2 separate regions of the Homo sapiens genome follow, and region 1 is linked to region 2. Evidence: chromatin loops called from intact Hi-C (ENCODE). Cell type or tissue: Caco-2. All regions are shown on one strand. Each heading gives the region's core, and the rest is flanking DNA. Links, peaks and the distances in the headings are about the cores only.

Region 1 (12,573 bases), core at 2,963-10,962, 79 kb before region 2:
TCTTTTGCACCAGGATGGGTCCTAGAGGGTGGATGTTCCAGATTCAGCTGAGTAGTGTTCCTGTCTCTACCTTCATTGAATCCCTGGTTCCACAGCAACAACCAGATCCACGATTTTTGTGCCATAAAAGGGGGCACTGCTGAGATGCACAAGTGCCTGGTGGCCAAGAGAGTGGGCTCCAGCATTAGCCCTGCCCTCAGCCTGCCTTACTCAGCTCTCTGCTTAGGAGCTGTGTGATCTTGACCAATTACTTCAGCTGTTTGAACCTCAGTTTCCTTTTCTGTAAAGAGTAATAAGGGTACATCCCTCATTAGGTTGGTGGGGGCATTAAATGAGATGATATCTGCAAAGCCCAGAGCACAACACGGCACACAGTAAGCCCTTGATAGATGCTCGTAGTTATTTCTCTTGTTACTTGATCTGATTTATGAAACCAATGGTCTTTTTCATCCTGACTTGAGATGCTGAGTTTTCTTTCAGTATTTTTGTTGATTCATTCATTTATTCATCAGACTTTGAGTGTTGACACTCAACACTGAAATGAATGAGATATTCTAACATAGACACACTCTTCATTATGTGTGGCCTCTAACATTTTTGTTATGCTCTACATAAATCTGCATTTTTGTGCATTCATTTACACCCTGTCTGCTTCCAAAAAGGATCTGAGATGGCTACTTTAAATGGAGATCTTTGGGATTGTAAATCCTAGAATTTTGCCTGCCTGTTTCTTCTCTGTGCTCTTGGAAAGCCAAGGAGCAGATGGGAGGCCACCCTTGTTATGGGGAGCTCCAGCTCCCACCCCAGGCTCCAGATAAGTCTGGGAGGTAGATCTACAGTTCCAGGATGGGATACTTTTTTAAAAAGTAAATGTAAATGTATTGCCATATTTCTCTTGAAAAAAAATTATCACAAGAAACCAACAAGAAGATATCAAGGCTTTTTCTTAGATCTGCCAGAAGTCTGTAATTTGCTCTATCCCTTGGATTTTAGTGTTCACTTGCTGCTTTCAGATGTGGAAGGAAAACCTCAGTCCTTTTGCCTTGCCTCCTTCTCCAGTTGCCTCCCCTCAGTGTGTCTGCCAAGACCTGAGCCCCAGGCCAGGGCAGCAGCCTCTGACCTTTCACTCCCTAACACACAAGCTGGGGACCAATGTCACTCCAAGGTTGGACCCTGCCCCCGTGCCTCTGCTTTTCCCAGTTGGGCATGGACTCCACCAATTTCATTCTCTGACTTAGCGTTATGTGGTGTGGATTGTACTGCTCTCCCTCCATTTACTGTAACCTAGGCTCTCCAGGATAAAAATTATTATTGCCAACCTTTTATGAATACTTTCTATATGCCAGAACCACTGTGTTCATAGTTCCCTTTATGCAGAGCAGGCTACCACTCCCGAAGCACAGAGAAGCCAAGTCACTTGTCCAAGGTTACCCAGCAAGTAAGTAAATTACAGAGTTGTGCTTTGAACCAAGGTGGGACTGATTTAATGCTAAACTGACTGTTCTCAGGGTTAGCCATGCTACCCTCCCTACCTCCACCTCCATCAAGGCCCTGTCCAAGGTATCAGGTTTCTAAGGAAAAAGGAGAAGGGCCCTGAAAGGAAAAGGGCTTCTTCGGAGGGCATTTGTGTCTGCTCTTGGCCTTGCAGATAAAATACCATAATCTACTCTTGCAAATCAGGCCATCCTGGGGTGCATGGTCCCCCAAACACTTTCATCTGCCTTTTCCTTTTGTGCCTCATCACTGCCTTGGGAGGGGGATCATGCATTTGTTATTATCCTTGTTTTACAGAAAAGGAAAGGAAGGGTCAGAGTGGCCAGGGGACTTGTCTAAAGTCACATAGCTGTAGCTGGCACACTCCTGGGTGTGACTTCGGATACACTCTTTAGGGCCTATTCTACTACTCCACCATGCCTGTCCCATCTCAGGGCCTTCAGTAAAAGTCTGTGGTCCTGGTTGGTGATGAGATTCCTTTGAGGGAGGGAAAGGAGACCAGGTAGCTAGAGGAGCCATAGCAATAGTTGTCAGCTGCATAGTTGGATAATTGGTTTGGACTTAGCGGGAATTAGTGGGCGATGGAATTACCACGGTCCAGATTCCGTCAGAAGTGGCATGCCTTAGCTTGATGACGTATCTGTTTTCTATCACCACAATATTGCTGCATCCCTAACAAACCACCCCAAAACTTAGTGGCTTAAATCAACCACCACCTGTAGCTTATTCTCTGGTTGGCAGCTTAGGTTGGGTTCAGCTGGGTGGTTCTTCTGTTCTCTCCAGGACTCACTCATGCATCTGTGGTCAACTTCTGGGTTAGCTGGTTGGCTGGCTGGCAAAGGATGGCTTCAGCTGGGAGGGCTTATTTTTGCTCCATATGTATTTCATCCTCTTGCAGGCTAGCCTGGGCTTGTACACATGGTGGTTGGGTAGGGTACCAACAGAACAATCAGAGGCTTGCATGATTTCTTGAAGCCTAAGCTCAGAAGTCAAACCATGCCCCTCTGCCACATTCTTTTGGCCAATGTAAGTCACAGGTCCAGACTACATCAAGAGGAGGCAGAAACACATTTCATCTCTTGACAAGAGAAGCTGCAAAGTCACACTGAAAAGAGCAGGGATACAGGAAGGATGGGGAATTGTGGCCACTTTGTAATATATTACTGGTGGTGAAAGCATCCTGGCTGTCCCTGAATTACTGTGACAGTCTGAATAAATTCCTGCCCAGCGCACCAGAAAAGGGAACAAGGTTCTATTAACCTAAATAGCAAACACAGAGAGAGGCTCTCTAAAAGAAAATGTTTACTCAGGAATAGGGCATTGCAGTGGGAATACATGTGTCACAGTAATCTGCATGAATATTCAGGGAGGTAAAGGAAAACAAAGGCTTTTAAAGGAAAAATGAGGATTACTTAATTGTTTTGAGATAATTATCTTTGGATACAAGGATCAGTGACAAGGGTGGCACCAGTTTGAGGTTGGATAGAGAGTTGCTAGGTAGATTTCCTCACAGAAGGTGTGAGTGTGTGTGTGTGTGTGTGTGTGTGTGTGTGTGTGTAAGGTTGTGATGGCCTTTGTGCAAGATTGTGTTTTTGCAGATTTTTTTGTGCTAGTTCTTGTTATCAGTTGTTTATGCATGAAAACCTTTCCTTCATGGCGTCCCACAGCTCTATTTGTCAGGGTTTTTTTTTTTTTTTTAAACATAAGTGACTCCATTTTGATTCTGACAACTTTTGCAATTCTAAGGATCTATGAGCTCTTGGGTGCTGCCAGGAGTTAGAACTGGGATGAGTTGAGTGTCAAGGTGTTTGACCTACTACTGCCCAGCAGTCTAACATTTCTTTGAACACCTACTTTGTAGCAGGCACTATGATGGGTGTTTTATAAACATTCTTTTGCTTAAACCTTACAAGAAACCTTCTTAGGTACACTTTTATTCCTCCTGTTTTACAGAAGAGGAAAACTGAGGCTTGGAGTGTTTAAGACACTTGTCTAAGAGACACAGCTTGTCAGCAGTAGAGGCAGGACTTAAACCCTATGTTACTGCCTGTGCTTCTTACACTTTATCACCATGCATAACTTTCCCATAAAGCTTAGAAGCCAGGTAGAACTACTGGCTTAAAACCCTAGAAAGCAGTCAGTATCCACTGCTTAAATACCAGGAGCCTCAGTTTCCCCAAATATAAGAAGAGCTTATGAGGCCTTTCAGGTCCCATGGCTCCATTGGGCAAGCATTGGTCCCTAGTGAGTCCCCTCCCTCTGGAAATGAAGGGTTTGGTGTGGTCAGAGGTGGCTATCCTGGCACCAGCTCTTCCTTTACTCAAGCCTGGGCTGCTTTCTGCCCAGTAAGGGATGCGGACAATTCCTGGGGTTTCCCCGTGGTGGACACACAGTGAAGAATTTGACTCATGTAACCAAAACGTGGGTCCCTGGGGAAGCTTTGGCTTTGGGATCAAATGCTGAAAGCAAACCTAATGGGTTTAAAGTTTTTAATCCCCAGTTGCTGTCCTTGATCTGGCTATAATTTTGCCTGTGGAATCGCTGCTGTGGTGTTTGTGGGGAGGGAGGGAATCTTTGAGACACTGTCAGTTCTCAGTCCTGCCCAGGGAGGCAGCTGCGGCTCAGTCCTTCTCTGTCACCCGCTCTCCAGAGAATTTACCTGCAGATTACCCTCAAAACATGAGACAGGTTCAGAGCGAGGTGGGCGGCTGGAATGGAGCCTTCACAGACAGCTTGACCACACACAGGGAGCTCAGGAAGCAGCTTTGTTGGAAAAATGCAGGGCACTTAAACTGCCACACCAGGAGGGGGTTTGGAGAGGCTGGAAAGAGCATGCCATTGGACACAGACACTCTGGGTTCAAATCCCAGCTCTGCCACTTACTGGTGGTGTGACCCAACATCTCTGAATGGAAAACACATGAGAGGCTGCCTGACAGGATGGCCATGAGCAAGAAAGCACCCTTGTGAGCATAACCAGTGTTGGTGCATGAACCGATGCACCCACACTGCTTATTAAGAGAGGCAAACCTCTGGTTAACACCATGACAGCAGTGTCAATGCTTTGGAAAAGCAAGGTGATTGAAGTTCACCTTTTGAGTCACCTGAGCCTGATGGGGAGGGGAAGGTCTTTTCTCTTCCAAACCCCAGCATGCCCTTTGACATGACGGAGCTTTCACATCAGAGTTCTCACTTCAGAGCTGCCCTCAAAGGCTCACTGGGGCTTGCTCAGGTGGGGATTACATATGTGAGTAGCTGGCACCAGAGGGGGCACTGGGTACCTGTTGGTTCCCTTTTCCTCCTTTCAGGCTGATGTGGGGTGGGTAGAATAGGGCACGGGTGATGTATTTGACTACTGGGGTGCGTGCTACAGCTTGGCATCTTAACATGAATAACCATCTTAACCTCCTCTGGCCACCTGCTTCCCTATCTGTAAAATGGGGATAATATTAGTACCTCCCGTAGGGTTGCTGTGAAGAGTAAATTTGATCCTGCCCGCAATGAGCCTAACCCAGCACCTGCACACTCTATGTGCCTGCTACATGCTGGTTGCCCTAATTAGAAGTTTAGAGTCCTGCATTGATGAGAGGACCTAAAAGGCTTATGAGGCCAGGCATAGTGGCTCAGGCTTGTAATCCCAACACTTTGGGAGGCTGAGGCAGGTGGATCACCTGAGGTCAGAAGTTCAAGACCGGCCTTACCAATATGGTGAAACCCCATCTCTACTAAAAATATAAAAATTAGCGGGGCGTGGTGGCGTGTGCCTGTGGTACCCAGCTACTAGGGAGGCTGAGACAAGAGAATTGCTTGAACCCGGGAGGTGGAGGTTGCAGTGAGCGGAGATCGCCGCACTGCACTCCAGCCTGGGTAACAGAGCAAGACACCATCTCAAAAAAAAAAAAAAAAAAAAAAAAAAAAAAGGGCCTTTGAGTTTGTGGCATCTTTAACTGGGGATGGGATAGGAGGAGAGAGCCTTGCTTCTCAAGGGCAATCTCTTCTACTGGCTCCAAATGAACATAATTATTTGTAATCAGTTTAGATAGTTACATAGTACTTCTTAAACTATCAATCACCTGGAGAGCTTGTTAAAATGCATTCTGATTTAATGGGCTGGGGCCTAAGATTCTGCATTTCCGACAAGTGCCAGGTGTTCCCCATGCTGCTGGTCTGAGGACCACACTTGAAGTAGCAAGCAAAGCAGAGAAGTAGCTTGATGCTTTGTTGATGGCAGCCTGTTGGTGGGGACACTCAGGCCCTTTTATGTGGTAACCATAGCAGAAAGGAACATAGTCTTGTTGAGAGTACCAGGAGAGTTGGGGCGATGTTTGAAGTGGCTAGGATGTCTTTTTATAACTTAGCAGATGGCATCTTTTCAGTGGCTTGTTCTGAACTCTGGGCCATGGTAATCTCTGTATCCCTTGGGATCAGCCTGGTAAACAGCCAGCTGAATTAACTTCAGAAAAGACTCACTCATGGGCTGGCCTGCGGTAGTCTTGCTGGATGGTGGCCTAGGTACAGAGCAGTGCTGGGCTGCGGAGGAAGCCACGATGTTCTGTAAACACATAGATACAAGCACATTCCCGCGTGCCACCTCGTGAGTGTCATGCATGTGTGTGCATGCCCCCTTATCTCTAGCCTGATTTTCCATTGCACAGGATTTGGGAAAAACCTTTCATCTGACCAGCTGATCAGAAGTTTTGAACTGAAAGGTTGTTATCAGGGTTTGAATCAGCTATTGTTGTTAGAACCATTGAGTACCTTGGGCTTGGAAGGAAATAATAATTCAGCAGGTTCCTTTCCACTTTAGATTTTGGTGTAAACTTTGTCCCTGTCAGTCTTGGCTCTAGGCTGGAGGAAGCAGTGCCTGGGAATAAGCTCTCCAGGGTCCCCTCCTGCTTAGATAACCTATGAATCTGTGTCTGTGAATTTGGAGCCATGGCATTATCTGAAATTTCCAGGGTTCCAATGCCAGTTTGGGAGACACAGTGGAGGAAGAACCTGTTGTTTCTTGCAGCCTTTTCCCTTCCCTCGGACGTGATGAATTCTCACTCTTGTGAATTTTTTTGTGATTTTTGTAAAATAAATTACAAGTGGCAATTAGTCACTGTGCTGATGTAAATTTGGAGTTGGTGGGAATTTTTGGACTCTGCTGTGTGGCCCTGGGGTTTTTGAGTGGAAGAGGTATTTTATGCTCCCCAGGTCTTAGAACCTGACCTGTGGAAAGGCTGAGGATGTTTCAGCAGTTTAGACAGGGCAAACTGCTAATTCTTCTCACCTGTGAAAACAGCTGGTCTTATGAAGCGCAATATGTGACTTACCCCAGTGGCTCTAAAGCTCAGCCGCTACAGCAAGGGGGAAAATTGATCCCTTAATGTGGCTTTCTTCTCACTGGAGTTTTGTTTTGTACGTCATTGTGCATTTGAGTTACAGCAGACAAGGGCCAGCCAAACTGCTCTTGTGTGGGTGAGGGAGGCAATGTGATCTGTTTGGGAAAGTGCTTGCTTTGATTTCCAAAGGGCTGTGGGTTCCAGCCCTGCTTCTGCTTGGGAATTCTGCAGTTGTGCCCAGCAAACACCTGGGGAGGTGCATCCCAGGGCATTATTGAGGAGCCGCAGGGCAGCCTGGGTACCTGCACCATTGGGAGTCTTGCTTCTCTCACTCCCCAGCAGGGCATCTTCCTCATGGAATCAGATACAGACCCTCCAAGACTGACCTGGAAGGAGACACTCCAGTGAGGGGTGGGTCTCCCTGGCTCTTTGTACCCTCCAATTCTTCAGGTTCTAGGTGTTGAGCTCAGGGCAGTGGGAATTAAGATGGGACCCACACACATTCCCATGAACCTTAACACCATGTCTCTGAGCCAGGTTAGTGACGATGTCCTTTGTGATATCTGCCAGCCTTTGCTGGAGTCCCCTTTGAGGGCCTCAGACTTCTGTTGTATGATGTAGAGGCCTTGTTTGTCTGCCCCTTTGCCTAGCTGGAGTGTTGCAGGAGGAGCAGCAGCATTCCAAGACCAGGGTGCAGTGAATGACTGAGATCCCAAGATGAAGGTGGCTTTCAGGGCAGAGGGAAGGGAGCCTGGGTCAGCTTTCTACATCCCCAGGAAAGCTGTCCAGGGTCATCCTAACCTCTGCTAAACACCTTTTCCACAAATACATAATATGTAATGCACTCTATTCCAAGGCATGTGGGAGATGATCTATTTCATGATACAGAAGAAACCCTTGTGAGGTGAATTCCCTCTCTTTTCTAGGCTGCTGGAGATAAGGAACAACGCCTGTTCTCACTAAGAAGTGGCTTGGCATTTTCTACTCTTTGAACATCAGTGTGGATTTTGTTTGAAGTCTCATTGTCCAAGACCTTTTCCAAATGGCTCGTAGCTCAGCACAAACCGTGCCTGATTAGTGTTGTTTGGTATTCTTTGCTATAGATCTTCTGTTGACTGCTTTCCGGAAACAATGCATAAAACTGTAGGTCAGAATTATTTTTGTAACATCTGGAGGGGAGCTTACTGCCATTTCCCCCGTGTTCTGCACTCACACAGGCCCAAACCTGCCTCTTCTGTCTTCTGGGTGGGTCTTGCCCCTTTCCTGTAGCCGGGGGATGCTCCTGCTGGGGATGGCCCACCCTAGGCAGCTTTTCAGTTCAAGATGGAGGATACAGAGGTTCATTCTTGCTCCTGTTTGCATGCAAACTGTTCTATTTCTGTTTTGCAGTGGGAGAGAGGATACGGTTTATAATTCCGCACTGCTGCTATTTTTTTTCCTATTTGCCCCTAAATGTCCATGCTGTGTGTGTGGTGGGTGGTAGGAGGAGGAGAGGGAGACAGAAGAGAAATAGCGTTTCTAAATTTTCTATTTGTTACTGAAATGTAACACATCCAGGAAAGTGTCCATATCATATACAGTTATCACAAATTTGTATAATGTCACTGAGGTTGAATGACAACATTATCCGCACCCCCAGCAATTCCCCTCCCTAATTGCAACCCTGCTTTCTCCTCTCCAGAGGTAACCATTATCCTGCCTTCTAACACTATAGTTAAATTTCACCTGCTTTTGAACTTTAGATAAATGGAATCAGACTGTGAGTATGCTATTGTATCTGGCATCTTTTGTTCAGTATTGTATTTGTGCAGTTCATCTCTGTGGTTGCAGTTGAATGCTGTTCATTTGTTTTCATTGCTGCATAGAACTCTTTTTTTGTTTTGTTTTGTTTTTGAGACAGAGTCTCACTCTGTTGCCCAGACTGGAGTGCAGTGGCATGATCTCAGCTCACTGTAACCTCTGCCTCTTGGGTTCAAGCGATTCTCCTGCCTCAGCCTCTCAAGCAGCTGGGATTACAGGCACCTGCCACCATGCCCAGCTAATTTTTTGTATTTTTAGTAGAGACAGGGTTTCACCATGTTGCCCAGACTGGTCTTGAACTCCTAAGCTCAGGCAGTCTGCCCACCTCGGCCTCCCAGTGCTGCATAGAATTCTGTTGTATTGCTGTACCATGATTTACCTGTCCACTCTAGCACTGATGGGCCTTTAGGTTTCTTCTTGTTTTTTTTTTTTTTTTTGATATTACATATGCAGCTTTGAACATTTTGCATGTCTCCTGGTAGAAATGTATGCATCTCTATTAGGTATAGTCCTAGAAATGGAATTACTGGGTCAAAGGGTAGGTGCATGTTCAGCTTTATTAGGAACTGTTGAATAGTTTTCCCAGTGGTTTTAATGGTTTATACTGCCACTAGCAGTGTATGAAGGTTCTAGTTACTCTATATCCTTGCCAGCACTTGGGATTTTCAGTCTTTTTGGTTTGAGCCTTCTGGTTGGTATGAAGTTGAGTTTCTCTGATAACTAACATAGTTGAGCACCTTTTCATGCATTTATTGGCCATTTGGCTATCTTCTTTTGTGAAGTATCTATGCTTGTCTTTGGCCTATTCTGTTGACTTGTCTTTTCTTATTAATCAATGAGGAGTTTTTAAAATAGATTTTGGATAGGAACCTTTTGTTGGTTGTACGTGTTCCCACCCATCCATCGCAGTCTCCTGGGTAGGTGGGACTAAAAGCGTGCGCTGCCTTGCCTGGCCATTTTTTTTTGTGAAGATGGGATTTGCCATGTCACCCAGGCTGGCCTGGAATTCCTGGGCTCAAGCGATCCACCCGCCTCGGCCTCTCAAAATGCTAGGATTACAGGCATGAGCCACCACATTCAGCCTCCTTAAGCTTTAATATGCCTGGGAAAGATCTAACAGGTTTCACTTTAGGACCTCTCCCCCAAGCCCACACAGAAAAGTATAATAATATGATTTTCAAAGTGAGCACTCAGAGAGCCCACCCGTGGTTGGGTGAATACTTAGCCATCTGCCTCCTATTTTCTTATCGTAGGTTGTGACAGAATGCCTTTTTCTCTTGCTGCAGGGTCCTTGTGGGCGCACCAAAGGCAGATTCCAAATACAGCCCTTCAGTGAAGTCTCCTGGGGCTGTGTTTAAGTGCCGTGTTCACACCAACCCTGACCGGAGATGCACCGAACTGGACATGGCTCGAGGTGGGTGACCATTACTGCTGTGGTGGAAATGGGTTCTGTACCCTTATACCTTGCTCTTCTTCTTCCCAGGATGGCCTGATCATTCACTCACCCATCCATCCTTCCCTCCTTCCCTCCCTCCTTCTCTCCAACAAGCATGTATTGAGTACGTAATAGTTATTAAGCACTGGGATACACCAGTGAACAAAAAAAACAAGGATGCTGCCATCCCTAGTCCCATAAATTAGTGGGCAAAAGAGATATTAAGACAAGTAATTGAGAGAGAAAAGACCAGAGGGAAGGTGAGTATTTGATTTAATCTAGATAGGAGGGTCAAGAAAGGTCTGGGACCTTTCGACATGATTAGAAGGATGCGTAGTCGTTAGCTGGGCAGGTGCAGGAAGCACAGCCTTCAAGCAGAGGTGCCATTTGGAAGCACAGAGCGAGGTTGTGCAGCTGGAGAGGGAGCCAGGAGAGTGGAGCACAGGAGGGCAGCAAGGCAGGCTGGGGCCAGGCCACGTGGGGCCTAGCAGGCCAGGGCAATGTGCTGGAATTTTATTCTGTGTGTGAGTGGGGAGGCCACTGAAATCAATTTTGGGTATTACATTTTAACTAGGGAAAGATATGATCAGATGGATGTTTTTAAAAGCTCACTTTGCGCTGGGCATGGTGGCTCATGACTGTAATCCCATCACTTTGGGAGGCTGAGGTGGGCACATTGCTTGAGCCCAGAAGTTCAAGACCAGCCTGTGCAACATGGTGAAAGCCTATCTCTACTAAAAATACAAATATTAGCTGAACGTGGTGATGCATGCCTGTAGTCCCAGCTACTCAGGAGGCCGAGGCAGGAGGATCACTTGAACCCAGGAGGTCAAGGGTGCAGTGAGCTGAGATTGTGCCACTGCACTCCAGCCTGGGTGACAGAACTGAGACTCTTGTCTCCAAAAAGATAAAAAAATAAAATAAAAGCTCACTTTGATCTAGCAGAAAATATAAGATCTTTGGAATCAGATGGTTCTGACTGCATTCAAAGCCCAGCTGGGACTGATTGGGAATGTCCTATAGCTTCTTGGGCCTCAGTTCCCTCACCTTCAAGATCAAGACTAATATACCTACCTCGCAAGGATGGTCTTGAGAAGATTAAGTGAGATAATACAGGTGAGTACACAGAACTGTGCTTGGCACATCAGTACAAAGGAGGTATTTTGTTATAATCATGACTGCAAGCATTTCTTTCTCCAAAGTCTTTTTGCATAAAGATTTTCTAATTTTTTTGTTGTTTTTTGTTTGTTTGTTTGTTTTTGAGACAGAGTCTTGCTGTGTCACCCAGGCTAGAGTGCAATGGTACAATCTCTGCTCACTGCAACCTCTGCCTCCCAGGTTCAAGCGATTCTCCTGCCTCAGCCTCCCGAGTAGCTGGGATTACAGTGTATGACCATCTTCGGCTAATTTTTGTGTTTTTAGTGGAGACGGGGTTTCGCCATGTTGGCCAGGCTGGTCTCGAACTTCTGGCCTCAAGTGAACCGCCCACCTCAGCCTCCCAAAGTGCTGGGATTACAGGTGTGAGCCACCATGCCTGGCCAAGATCTTCTAATTATTTTTTAAATAAAGAGTTATTGTGATTTTCTTTAGCAGAAAAAGAGGTTTGTGAACTGTTTGTTACTGGTGCATAACAAATTAAGGAGCTTACTTCAGAACATAAATCAAGGCCCTGCCTCTTTCCATGAGAAAGTCTTGCCATGTGGTTGGGTGCAGTGGCTTATGCCTATAACCCCAGCACTTCGGGAGGTTGGGGTGGGCGGATCACTTGAGGTTAGGAGTTTGAGACCAGCCTGGACAACATGGTGAAAACCCATCTCTGCTAAAAATATGAACATTAGTGGGATGTGGTGGCGCACACCTGTAATCCCAGCTACTTGGGAGGCTGAGGCAGGGCAATCGCTTGAACCTGGGAGGCAGAGGTTGCAATGAGCTGAGATCGTGCCACTGCACTCCAGCCTGGACGACAGAGAGAGACTGTCTCAAAAAAAAAAAAAAAAAAAAAAAAAGAAAGAAAAAGAAAGCCTTGCTATGTAAAAAAACAGTTGTCTGGATTAAACAGTATAGTACATAGTGATGGAGTTGATTTACATTTTGTGGAAAGTTCCTTATTTCCTCATAGGGCTGTGGACCACCCTTTGAAAGCAGCCAGCAGAACATCACTCCTCAACCCAAGTCTGGCTCTTCTCCTCTTTCTCCAGGGAAGAATCGGGGCACGTCCTGCGGAAAGACCTGCCGGGAAGACCGCGATGATGAGTGGATGGGGGTGAGCCTGGCCCGACAGCCCAAGGCTGATGGCCGTGTGTTGGTAAGTCCCTCCTGGGGGTGCTGTGGGAAGGGGGTGGCACTCTGAGAATGAATGATCTGTTAGGAAGGCTGGATGGCATGGTGACAAGTGCATGGCTTTGAGGTTGCTTATTCTGGACTACTGCTTAGACAAATGACTTATCTTCTTATTTTCTTTATCTGTCAAATGTGAATAATGTCTGTCCCAAGGTGCTGAGATGTGACTATTGAAAAA
Region 2 (12,573 bases), core at 2,067-10,066:
CAGAGATTCCTGTTCTCTCACTTTAAAAATAACATATTTCCTTGAATCCCCAAAACAGTTAAAAAATAAAAAGGGTTACGGAGGGGATGACCTCTGGCACAGAAAAGCAGTAAAATAGGTGTATTGACACTGAAGTCATATTTCTATAATGAAATACATACCTATCTATTTACTTATTGACTCTGAAATAACAGAGGTAGATCCTTCCAGGTTTATCTAGCCTGCATTTGATACTGTGATCATCTTTTTTTTCCTTCTTTCTTTCTTCTTTTTTTTAAATTCAAGACTGTGTTACAAAAGTTCTGCCATCTGGCATACACATTCAGGTATGGGGGTGAGTTATTCTTTGCAGGAGAGGACCTCAGTACAGGCCCTACCGTGGTCATAGTTTTGTTGAAAGGATAGGCACTACAAAATGTTTGATCACCACACTCGGCTACCTGGGAATAAAGGCAACTCCAGCCTTCATCTGGGTTCCTGTGCATGTAAACTACCTGAAGGCAGGAGTTTATGCCTGCGTTGTTCATTGATACATCCCCTCTACCTTTAGCGGTGCCTGGCCTATAGTTAGTGCTCAGTAAACGATGGCGGGCACATGGTCTGGTCCATGTACTGATTATAGAGCACGACTCAACTTTGTTGAGATGAGTTAAAATTATCAGACGAGATGGTTCCCTTGTGTTGGGCATAAACCATGTGCTTTATAGAAGTCAGTATTACACAAAGCCTTGATAATTTCAGCAGCTTCTGGTAATGTTCTGTAGGTTTGTCATGATGTTTTGCTTGTCAGGACACTAACCTGTGTTGGGTACACCTTGTTAATGGGCATATTGCTGGCTCAGTTGATACCTCATGATGGCATGAGGTTTAAATCAGGGAGAGCCGTGAAGTATGACACAAGGAGAGTCATTAGAAAGGCAGAGGACATCATGCTTCTCTCTCGATTCTTTGAGCACCCTGGCTGTGTGCTGCTTTCTGAGCAAGTCTCTGCTTGGGGCTGCAGTCTCCTGCCATGGAAGGGTAGGTATCATATGAGATGTGCATGTGATCCTGTGACAAGGAAAAGAGGTGGCCTCATCACAGTGTGTCGGTCCTTTCTGACATTTTGACCTCTCATTTATTGGCAGGCCTGAATTATGTTCTGATGGCTGACGTGGCCAAAAAGGAGAAGGGCCAGATGCCCAGGGTCTACTTTGTGCTGCTGGGAGAGACCATGGGTCAGGTCACAGAGAAGCTGCAGCTGACTTACATGGAGGAGACGTGTCGTCACTATGTGGCCCATGTGAAGGTCAGTCCTCTCCTCCTTTTTATCCTCAAACTTTGATCTCTGCAGATGTTCACTTGGAGCTGGTGGAAACTATTTTTATTATGTATTATGTGTGCTCTTCCAAAATTTTATTTCACAGGGAGGAGCATATCCATTTCTTCTTTTCTTTTAAAGTTGGCCTCTGACAGCCCTTTTATTTATCTTACTGTGTTGATTTCAGCCTTTAAGGGGGGTCGTGGTGGTCTAGGAGACCAGTGATGGTCCCTGGCTTTGACTTGTTCTTTTGAGAGGTTTCTCATCCTCTCCCCTCTATGAGGCTTGGTAGCCTTTTCAGAGGAGAGCCTTGGAAGCATGTGCCTCTGGGTCTGCAGTGATGCTGGATCACACTGCACCTGATGCCTTTCTCAGTGGTCTACTACAAATTAGCTCATGGTCACAGTTAAGGCATTTTAAAACTGGTTGGACTAGATTCTTCCCCCTTGACTACTTTCTATTTATTTTAGGATGCATTTTTTGGCAACCTTTCCCCTCGCACTCTAAATAAACTTGCAAATGTTTTTCTCCTCTTGAAATTGTTTGTTAAATACACTTTGCTGCTAATTCAGGAGGCCAGGCTTTGATTAGCTACAGAGTGGCCCTTGCAGCAGGCGCTGGCAGGGTGGAAGACCTGGCAGTGCCTGATGCTGCAGGAATGGCCAGACACTGACCCATGGGCAGGGTCAGAGAGCGGAGGAGGTGGAAGAATGCACTTAATCCAGGCCACATGGTGGGTGGAATGAGCATGGGTTTTGGAGACACATAGATCCAGTGTGTATCCAGCTGGACACATAATTGTGACCTCTCCCTGTCTCAGTCTCTGCATCTCTAAAATGGACACAGTAGTCCTTACCTTGAAAGGTGGTCATCAGGATTAAACATTACACAATGAATTTACTTAAAGGACCTTGAATGGTGTCTGATAAATAGAAAGCAACCAAATTATTATTATTTGGTTGGGCTGTATATAATTGCCAATATTCTTTTTGACTTACAAAAATGGAAATTTCATATAGCTCAACCCAATATTGTTTATTAGCCACTGGATTTCTGACTGATAGTTTGAAAAGTCTGCAGATTAGAGATGAAGTGTCCTCCTGTTAGTGCCAGAGCAGAAGAATAACAGCTGCTTCTAGATGCTTCAGGGCTGTGTATAGAGAGATGCCCCACACACCCATGGCCCAGAGCCCATGAGTCCATGCCCCTCAGATGCTTCTCAGTGGGGCTGGGCTGTGTCTTCTGCCAGGACTCCTGCAGGGGCCTGCCCAGACCAGCTGCCTGAGGGCTTGGGATGCTGGCCATTTATAAAGCTGCTCCTGTGCCTGTTAAGCCATACAGCCCCGCCCCGTCAGTCTTAGATTACATTGGCTTGTTGGTGCCTTTGGTGGGGTGTGAGGCTGCGCAGTACAGGCTCGTATGCAAACACTGTCAGGCCTTTGAATGCCTGTGATTGGTGTTTTTATACCTGCTGGGGACAGGGCATCTTCTCTCGGGCCTCTTCTTGCTAGGTCTGTTCACAAAACCTTTCCTTTAGGTTTCTTTGCAGCTTCTTGCTTTGGCTGAGAAGTTATCCTTTGTTCCTAGTTACCAAGGGTACTGGCTATGAGATGCCACGTAGAGTGGCAATAGTGAAGTGCAGGCCAGAGGAAGGGCTGTTTCTATGGTGGCCCTGAGGGTTACTGGGAAGGATCAGGGTTGCGCAAGGGGTTGGTCCTGCTACTTTCTGATATCTAGGGTTGCCAGACTTAGCAAATAAAACTATAGAACTCCTAATTAAATCTGAATTTCAGATCACCAATGAATAATTTTTTAGTATGAGTGTGTCCCAAATATTGCATGGGATATACTTATACTAAAAACATTTTGCTGTTTATCTGAAATTTAAATTTAACTTGGCATCCTGTTGGCAGATTCAACTCTGCTGATCTTCCTCTACCCAACAAGTGGCATTTCTTCACTCAAGCAAAACCTGGCTGCCAAGAAGAGAGATTGAGATGATGGTTAGAAGAGTTTGGAGGCTGAGCTCAGGGCTCTCGAGTGCAGATCCAGCACAGACCTTGACGTGATTATTTTGGTCATTCTAGGGAGAGCAAAAGAGCAGGCCTGCTTCAGTGAATTGGGACCTAGAGTCATTTGGATACAGTGGTTGCTTGGCCATTTTCTCATGCAAGGAGGTGGGAGCGGAGAAATACACCAGATAGACACATGTCTCTGAGACCTTTATGGTTCAAGAGGCAACATTGTTGCCAAGGTACACTCAAGGTGGCTGATACTTTATAGCCATACTTTATAACCATGAGAATGTTTATTTCTGGCAGTTACTGTCTGGGCTGTAGCAGAGGACTGGGCAAATGGCAGAGTGCACCCGTAGGATGAGTGCTAATGGCCTAGCTAGCTGTCCACAGAGGAGGCAGCAGGCACCGCCCCGGCTTACTGGCTGTGGGAACACAGCTATGGAAGCTGAGGCAGGAAGCAAGGATGAGGGGAAGGGGAGTGGCAGCCGGGCCACCTCCTGGAGCAGGAACTGGGGCCTGGGGGGTGTTGGTCAGGGGTCAAGAGCAGGATGCAGTCTCTACTGCAAGTGGAGCTTTCTCAGTGGAGCTGGCTCTCGGCTTTATGGACAAATCAAAGAAGATAAATAAAAGCATTCTGGCTTATCACACACCATATGGCTAGCAGACAGTGGGGCCAGCATGAGGGGCTGGGCCTGCTTTGTTTAGGCTATCTTTAGGTATTTTTTTCTTTTTTTCTTTAAGCCTATTCCAATCTTTTTTTTTCTCCCTCTCCTTTTCCCTGGAAGTTTTCTTGCCATATATGGTGATAAGTGACTTTATCATGGAAGACCGCACAGGCTAACACCTGTTTTCCAGGCTAACTGTCTTGTACCAGACTTTGTTCCATTCACCGTATTGGAGGGCACCTCCGGAGGGTATAGGATTTTGTGATAAGGCACATCCTCCTGAGGGGAGGGCAGGTACTTTCTCACGGCCTCACTGTGGTCAGCAGAGCTGAGGCAGCTCCAGCCACTTCCTTGGCTTCTCTGCCTCAGAGTTCACACACCCCGGCTTATCTTCCCTCTTCCCCGAGACCAGCCCAGTTTTGGGGATGGGGCCCCTCCCACTAGCCAGTCAGGCTGGAGGCCTCTGGTGGATCTCACAGTCACAGGCGAAAGCCCAACACCTCCCCTCAGCATCGGGCTCTCCATGCCCTGCCTGACCTTACCTTTCTAGACCCATCTTCTGCCACCACATCCCCTGGGCCCCAGCTCTTGTCATGACCTGCCCCTTTCCTCCTGGAACCTGCTCCTTACACTTCTTTGCCTTGGTTCTTATGCTCACAGAAGTCAGAGGCCCGGTTTGTGTCATATTCATGTAGAACCATCTACCACCTGCATGATTTTTACATTTTTTTGGTCTTAAACTCATACTGCCTGTGATATTTTCTTTCATATTTTTCTCTTTAAATCAGCCAACTTTTGGTCTCAAATAAAATAATTTAAAACAGAAACTTTGTACCTTTCTATAAGCAGAAAACCATCTAACATGTCCCCAAAACAGAAAGTAACTGTAAAAATAAATATATTGAAGACACAACAGTGTCCTAGAATTCTAGCTGGATTTCATTGTTTGTCAAAGTTGCTGATAAAGCGCCCACTCCATTCATGTGTTAGAAAGGGAAATGATCAAGTTCTAGGGAAGGCTTAAAGACATACTAGCACCGCGCTGGAACTTTCTTCCTGATGCAACCAGAAGGACTGCAGGGGAATTGACTGGGAACAACTTTTCAAATATGAGAGTTGTTTTACAGAGTCATGCCTATGTGCCATGGAAATCCACCTTGTGGGCCCAGTCTGGGAAGCCCTGGCCATGCTCTGCTTTGATCAGATGTGCCTTGCCCCATCCTGCCTGCTGAAGGCTTGCTGTTGTTCAAGGCTCAGTCCACAGGTTTTGGACATCCTCAGTGGCAGCTACTGTCCTAGGCCCTGGGGATGCCACTGTCATCTTCCTGACTTCTTGGAGCTTGTTCCATGCTGCCTGACTCCTGCTTTGGGGATACTTGTCAGGCAGAACCTTGTTGGAGTGACTAATTGGGTTAGCTGGAGTGTGGGGTCACAAAGGCTTCTGATATGGAGTGGGGCCTGCTTGCCTCTGTCTGGACTGACTGCTGGGAAGTGATGGCTTGAGATGATGGAGAAGAGAATTTGGGATGCATGGTGTGTGCCAAAGAATAAATGCAGGTGTCCTGTTGTTACTCCATCTGTTTCTGGTTTATGTGTTCTTACCTGGATGACAGCTGTGCTCATCCTCTAATCCTGTACAATACCTTGAGAGCACAGGCCTTTTGTGAGATCAAATACCTATGCATGACAGGCAAATAAGCAGGCTCTTCAGGACCAGGGAAACGATGGCAACAGTTCTGAGTCTGATGCAGGGATGGCAGAGAAGCCCAGGCAGAGTGCAGGGGCAGTGATGTCATTCCCTACTGTGAGGATCAGTGACACCCTCTAGAGGCATTTAGGGAACTTTTTTTGAACAGAACCATGTGTCAGACACTGTCAAGAAGGCCAATAACGGTATTATTGTTAAAAACAAAACAAAACAATCTACACTAGACGAGGGAATATGCACATCAGCTTTTCTGAGAAGCTGCAGATGTTCATAAGATTGTTCTTCTATGTTCCTGAAGGATTTTTCAAGGAACTTTGAAACCTAAGTGGCTGCAGCTCCTTCCTTGCTTTTGTGGGCAGATGCTCATCCTGGCCTGGCGAAGGGTGGGACATCACCCTGGCCACCAGGTCTCCTGAGAGATCACACCCTGGGATCTGCCCAGGTGTTTTGGCCTGTTTCCATTTTCATATCCAACAAAATGCCTTGGGACCATGGCTTCAATCACATTACATGCTGTGGGTTTAGAGTGTTGGATGCTGGTTTTCAGAGGTGATCAAAACTTTTTTTTTTTCTTGTTTAAGAAACAGATAGTTAAGAAAGGGAGATTAAGTTGGAGTTAATAAGAACTCTGAGAAAGAGGAGAAAGAAAAACAGCAAAAGTTTCTTCTTTATCTGGAAAATAACATGCTAAATCTCCGGGTCATCTTGAGAAATCAAAGAAATAGCTAAGAAAAAAACAGTTGCAGGGTTTGGCAAAAGGGGACGCCAACCTTAGATATGAGGTCTTCTGAAAACTTTTAAAATTTGTTTATTTTTTGAATCAGTAGTGTGTATAGTTAAAATTTTTAAATGGTTATAAAAGTTGTCAAAGAAAGGATGTCTTTCAGCTATCCTATTTTTCTCCCAAAGGCAACCACAGTTCCATTTTCTTAACGTGTCTTTCAAAAGCTTGTCAATAAATATAGAAATCTGTGTGTGTACCTCCTTTTATTTTATGCAAATAGTAGTATACTGTGTGCACACTGTAGTAAACTTACTTTTTCTTTTAAAACATCCAACAGCAGAATGGAGGAACAGATTTTGGCAAATCGCACAAAATCTAGCTGTACCAGATGAAATACAACTCAGCAATAACAATATTATGTTATTATGATACACACAATAACATGAATGACTTTTGAAAGCATTAAACTGAGTAAATGAAGCCAGACACAAAAGGCTACCTACTGGATGATTCATTTATATGACGTTCTGGAAAAGGCCAACTAAGGAGAAAGCAGATTGGTGGTTTTCAGCGGCCAGGGTTTGGGGGAAGGGCTGATGATGATTGACTTCAAAGAGGGATGAGACAACTTTCTGGGGCGATGAACATATTCTAAGATCGTGGTTGTAGCGGTTGTATGGTTGCATTTATTAAAACTTAACAGAGTGCACACCTAAAATTAGTGAATGTTATGTATGTAAATTATATCTCAATCAAACTTATTTTGTTAAAAAAAGTTTCGTGGAGATTGTTCCATATTGGTGCATATAGAGCTTTCCTGTTCTTTTTCAGTAGTTCTTTTTCACTATTCCTTGATTTATTTAACCTGTCCAGGTGGTCTTCTATATGTCAGTTCCAGACTAACCTGATCTGATGCTTGTAGACTAGTTATCTTAGTTTGCTTCTCCAGAAGAGGCTCCTCTTCTCTCCCCTAGATCCATAGTATCCTGGCTGAGGACCCCTGAGAGGGCAGCATGGAGGGGCCCTGGTGCTCTCTAAGGTGACCTTGGACATATGTCCTACAGAGGACAAGCCTCTCAGCTATAGGGTGCCCAAGGAAAATGGGAGATTTTTCTTGATTCCTGCAGTTGGCTTTGTGCCCTTGGCAGGCTCTCCTGGTCTGTAGGTAGCATAGATGGCCTGAATGTTTGGTAAGGGGTGCTGGAAACTAGGGCAAGAAAAGAGGGGAAGGTTGGGATGCATAGAACTGATGTGTGGGAAACTACCTTCATCATCCAGCTCAGGTGTGAAGCCGCTGCTCATGCGATATGCTCTGCTCACACAGATGGCACTAAGGAACCGGGAAGCTGGGCTTTGGAGACCACGCTGGAAGTCAGCTCACTGAGTGTGGGTTGCCTTGACCATCTCCTCTGGGAGGCCATGTTGTGCATAGCTGGAGAACAAACTGGGGATGAATCAAGAAGGGAAAGGGTGTGGTGAATGTTCAGCATGGGAGCTGATATCTCCGATGAGCACTGTTTGGCCATTGATTTATTTCTTGGGTGCAATGAAGGGCTCTTAATCTTCTGCATTTGGACACTTGCCACAGAGGACATTGTGATTAGCAAAGGAAGGCACAAAAATTCTAATCCAAAGGCTTTGCCCGCCTTAAGTCCTTTTTTGAAATGGAGCTGATTTAAATATGTAAGTATGGTCACAGCATTGACACTTCAGTGGTTATCGTAAGCTTATTTGTACAGTATGTGAGATGCAGTTTGTAGCAATTGCTATGGGTAAAATTTTTATTTTAAGAGGTGACTTTCTATTTACAGTTATTCATTTACACTGGGTTCATCTATTAATATATACTGTTGATGCCCTTTTAACACTGGTATTCTTTGAAGTCACACATGATAATGTGTTCTGTTTTATTGGTTTTGTCTTTATATTTGAGATGTGATTATAAAGATCCCTTCTGCCTCAAACCTTGAACTTAGATATTCATTATAAGCATGATTCCCTTCAAAGTAATCACCTTCTAGTCATTCCTGTTTTGAAATTTCTTCCATGGTTTGTTTATTCACTTTTATCATGGTCCATTTTTACTCTAGGAGTTAATTCAAATTTTGGAAGCAGCAAGATTTCTCTGCAATCCTCTCTAGTAGATAATAGTGTGTTTGGGGAAAAGTGAGGTATAATAATACAGGAATTAGTATTAAAGAATGTAGTAATTAAACTCCTTTTGAAAATGATTTTAAAAGAATTCCCATAATATTCAGGTAATAGCGATAAAAGCAGCTAACACTAATCGAGCATTTAGTATGTGCTGGTTACTGTGAGTCACTACATGTGAGATAGTTACTGTTTTTATCCTCATCTTACTGTTTCAAAGACAAGGCATAGAAGAGTGAAGGGACTTGCTCACAACCTTACAGTTGACAAGTAGCAGAGGTAGGATTTAAACCCGCAAGTCTGGCTCCTAAGACTTGGGTTTAAACCACTACATTGTAACACCCCTCATAAATACAAGCTAGAACTATTAGTAACTAGTACTTATTATATGCCAGATACTCTTCTACAGGCTTTACATGAAGAAAGAGAGGTTAAGTAACCTGACTCAGGCTATGAACTAGTGAGAGACTTCACTGCCTCTTCATAATAGAGTCCTGGGACCTTCTCTGTGTTAAGCATATGGCCCCCAGAGGTGACAGCTTTTGGGGGTTTATGTTCTAGAGCAGTGATGTGCTGCTAATGTTTAACAACTAGCTCTTGGAAAGAGGGGACATGACTTTTGTAGCATTTTGCAAATTTCCCTGGTGTAAATATTCTTATCATGTCTGATTTCAAGCTACCAATGAGACATCACTGAATGTGGAGTTAGGAAGAGATGCACAATAGCACACAGTTGTTTAGTATTTCCAATAGCTCTAAATATCTTTAAGAGCATAGATGATAGTAAAGTATGGTAAAATAATTAGGAAGTTATGAGTGTTGAGTATTTATTACATTTATCTTAATATAATTTACTTATTTTTAAGTTTATTCAATTTAACTTTTAATAATGGCTGTGTTTAACAACCCTGGCTCATAAACTTTCTGAAAATTTAACAGTTGGCTTTTGGAAACCCACTGCAGCAAGCTCCAGCACACAACTGAATATGTTGAGGGTTTTTTTGTTGTTATTGTTGTTTTTAATTTTAGATTCACAAGGTACAGGTGCTTGTTTGTTCCATGGGTATATCGCATACTGGTGAGTATTGGGCTTCTAGCATGTTTGTTAATAAGTTGGTCATATCACTCAAGTCATGCCTGATACACAGATGTTTGATTATCAGAGTCTTTTTTCTTTCTTGTTTCCTGTGGCTTTTTAAGTTGATGAATAATAGGAAAGTAAATTTGTGGGGTCAGTTAAACCACCAGACGACAGCTTTTATGTTTGTACATTGGTTCAGAGGTACTCTGTATTTTGACTGGATTTATTGGATAGTGTAATTGTTTCCATTTAAAACAATGGAAAAGATTTCATTTAAATTTATTGAGATCTTATTTTTCACCCTCATTCCGTGCACATTTGGGATTCTGTTCGCCAGCCCCTCTGCACTCTGAAGATGCACAGCAGCCTCTCTGTACTCTGAAGACGCATGAATTGCTGACTGTTGGGCTTGCTTGGAGGGGACTGGGGGTTATTACCTCCCACAGGACTGTTTAAGCTCTGGAAGTTTTCCTACCTCCTGCAACTGAATTTAGTCTTAATTAGTACAGAGTGAACTAGCTGTGAACAATCTGGTTTTCTTGCTTTGTGCCTTGATCATGTGAGACCTAAGGGCTGGTCCTGCCCTTTTCTTATCCATTGCTTTAATCAGAAATAACATATCAAGGTGGCCCAAATTGTGTCACTATTCTTTCCTTTGTCTTCTCCACCCATTCCCACGGCATCCATTCCTAAGGTCATTTGGAGAATTCTCTGTTCCAATAAGTGGGATCCACATGGCTCAAGGAGCAACAGGCCTTGGAATCACTCTTTGAGTAGTAGCTGGTCCCTCAGTCTACCCCAAAGAGCTGCCTCGCCAGACCTCCCCACCTCCCGGACATACAGACTCCAGATGTGGAAAAAGCCCTTGCCATCTCTATCCTCCAACACAGAGCTTTGGTGTCCGAGACACATCCAAGTGACAGGCCCAAGAGGGCCTCTGAATGAAGACGGATGAGCCGTGTGGACACAGCCACACTATGTTTTCGTGAAGGCATAAGACCATGGGCCAACTTTCTGGGCATCCAGGGCTGGCTGCAGAGGCTGGAGTGAGTGGCTTTCAAGGCAAGACTGATAATGAAAGTCGTGTTTGGGTGGGAATCACAAGCAGGGGAAGTGGGGGAGCCAGCTTCCCTTCGTGCTGTGTGTCACAATAAGATAGGACACAGATGCAAAAGCAGATCGCTACAGCTGGATCTGGGTAAAGGTGGCAGTGACGCGTCGGTGCAGAGAATTCCTGTTTTGAGGAAAGATTCGGAGCCAGCTAAGGTTTTCTGAGGGCCCGTCATGTCTCAGACTGTCACACTTATTCCTCTGTCATGTATGCTTAAGTCTGTTTTAGATGACCCCTTGTAAAGAAAGGAAGCCTGGCCCCTGAAGCCTCATTGCGTGGGATAAGGGGACTAACATATTCTGTGGTTGTACCAGCAAATTATTATTTATTTCTTATTTTATAAAAGTATAGATTTTATTCATGCCTATATTGTTAGAGAAAATCATTATTTTTAGTCAACGTATTAGTATTAATATCATGGCCTCTTTTCTTCTCATTTTGGAAGGGGAATATTTTTAGACTCTTTAATGAGAGAGTCATTTTCTCAGTAAATATTTGATTGGCCTGAAGTTAAGTGGGTAGGCGTAAAAAATTATGGAAGTATTGGACTTGAGCAAACTTTTGACAAATAGCGCTCTCTTTCTCTCTTGGGCGTATGCGTGTGTGCATGCATGTACTCCAGCTCTCTGTGTATGTTACACACACACACGTTTTTCGCATAAAACATTTTTATTTTGGGCCAGGTGTGGTGGCTCACGCCTGTAATCCCAGCACTTTGGGATGCTGAGGCAGGCAGACCATCTGAGGTCGGGAGTTCAAGACCAGCCTGGCCAACATGGTGAAACCCCGTTTCTACTAAAATTACAAAAATTAGCTGGGCATGGTGGTGGGTGCCTGTAATCCCAGCTACTCTGGAGGCTGAGACAGGAGAATTGTTTGAATCTGGTAGGCGGAGGTTGCAGTGAGCCAAGATTGTGCCACTGCACTCCAGCCTAGGAGACCGAGCAAGACTCCATCTAAAAAAAAAAAAAAAAATCTTTATTTTGAAATAATAGCAGTCTTACAAAAAAGTCATTAGGATAGCACAAAGAAATACCGTAAATTCTTCACCCAGATTCCCTAAATGTCATTTGCTTTGTAATTTTCTATCTATTCGTACTTCTTACCTGTTTGAGAGTAAGTCGGAGACGCGATGCCCCCTTATCCCTAACATCAGGGATATTTCCTGAGAACAAGGACATTCTTTTACGTAACCATAGCACAATTATTGAAATAAGGAAATTAAGTGATACATTACTGTTAGCTTATCTGCAGAACTCACTCAAATATCACCAGTTATCTTCATGTCCTTGGTAGCAAAAGAAAATCCCGCACTATTGCATTTGGCTGTCACATCTCTTTAGTCTGGAAAAGTCACTCAGCCTTGCTCCTTCATGTCCTTGACATTTTTGAAGAGTACAGGTCAGTTTGTCTGTTTCATCATGATTAGATTCAGGATGTATATTTTCTGCAGGAATACCACAGAATACTTGTGTCCTATATATTTAAAAACATATACATCCAACATCACTGAAGGTATGTATTTTTAACTCCTCCTTTAAAGTGGTTTTCCAAAGTTAGTTGCCATCCCCAAAAGGGAGCTTTTAGACATTGAGAGAGGTGATTATGAAAGTACGATAGCTTGCTCACCACCTCTCTCCTCTGCTCCTGGGAGCACAGGGGAGTTTCAACTCTGGGGAAGGTGATCATTTGGGTCATTAGTAGCGCTTTGAGTACCATGGTGTCTGCAGGGAGTTCCCAGTTCTTACTGCTGTCTGAGAATAAAACATAATATCTTTGGTCTTCACAGAGGTATCAGACAGGAATTCCACTCAG

The links. Hi-C counts contacts between places; a loop is a spot of excess contacts. Peaks named below come from ENCODE experiments on the same cell type or tissue, not always from the same donor. Only the 100,000 strongest peaks of a DNase experiment are listed, where the experiment ranks them.
Region 1: it touches region 2 in a loop (3-fold over the local background); 52 of 110 quality-filtered maps call a loop at or near these places.

The regions. Positions count from the first base shown.
Region 1 is chr3:37,461,101-37,473,673 of GRCh38, forward strand. ITGA9 (integrin subunit alpha 9) reads left to right here. Exons shown (of 28, transcript NM_002207.3): 2 at 9,907-10,034; 3 at 12,254-12,360. Among named protein-coding and RNA genes, the nearest start is that of ITGA9, 15 kb to the left of the region's middle. In Caco-2, for the core only: no CTCF peak of the experiment used is centred there; a DNase peak (open chromatin) is centred at 6,061.
Region 2 is chr3:37,541,298-37,553,870 of GRCh38, forward strand. It overlaps ITGA9 (integrin subunit alpha 9), which reads left to right. Exons shown (of 28, transcript NM_002207.3): 15 at 1,128-1,288. Among named protein-coding and RNA genes, the nearest start is that of ITGA9, 95 kb to the left of the region's middle. In Caco-2, for the core only: no CTCF peak of the experiment used is centred there; no DNase peak of the experiment used is centred there.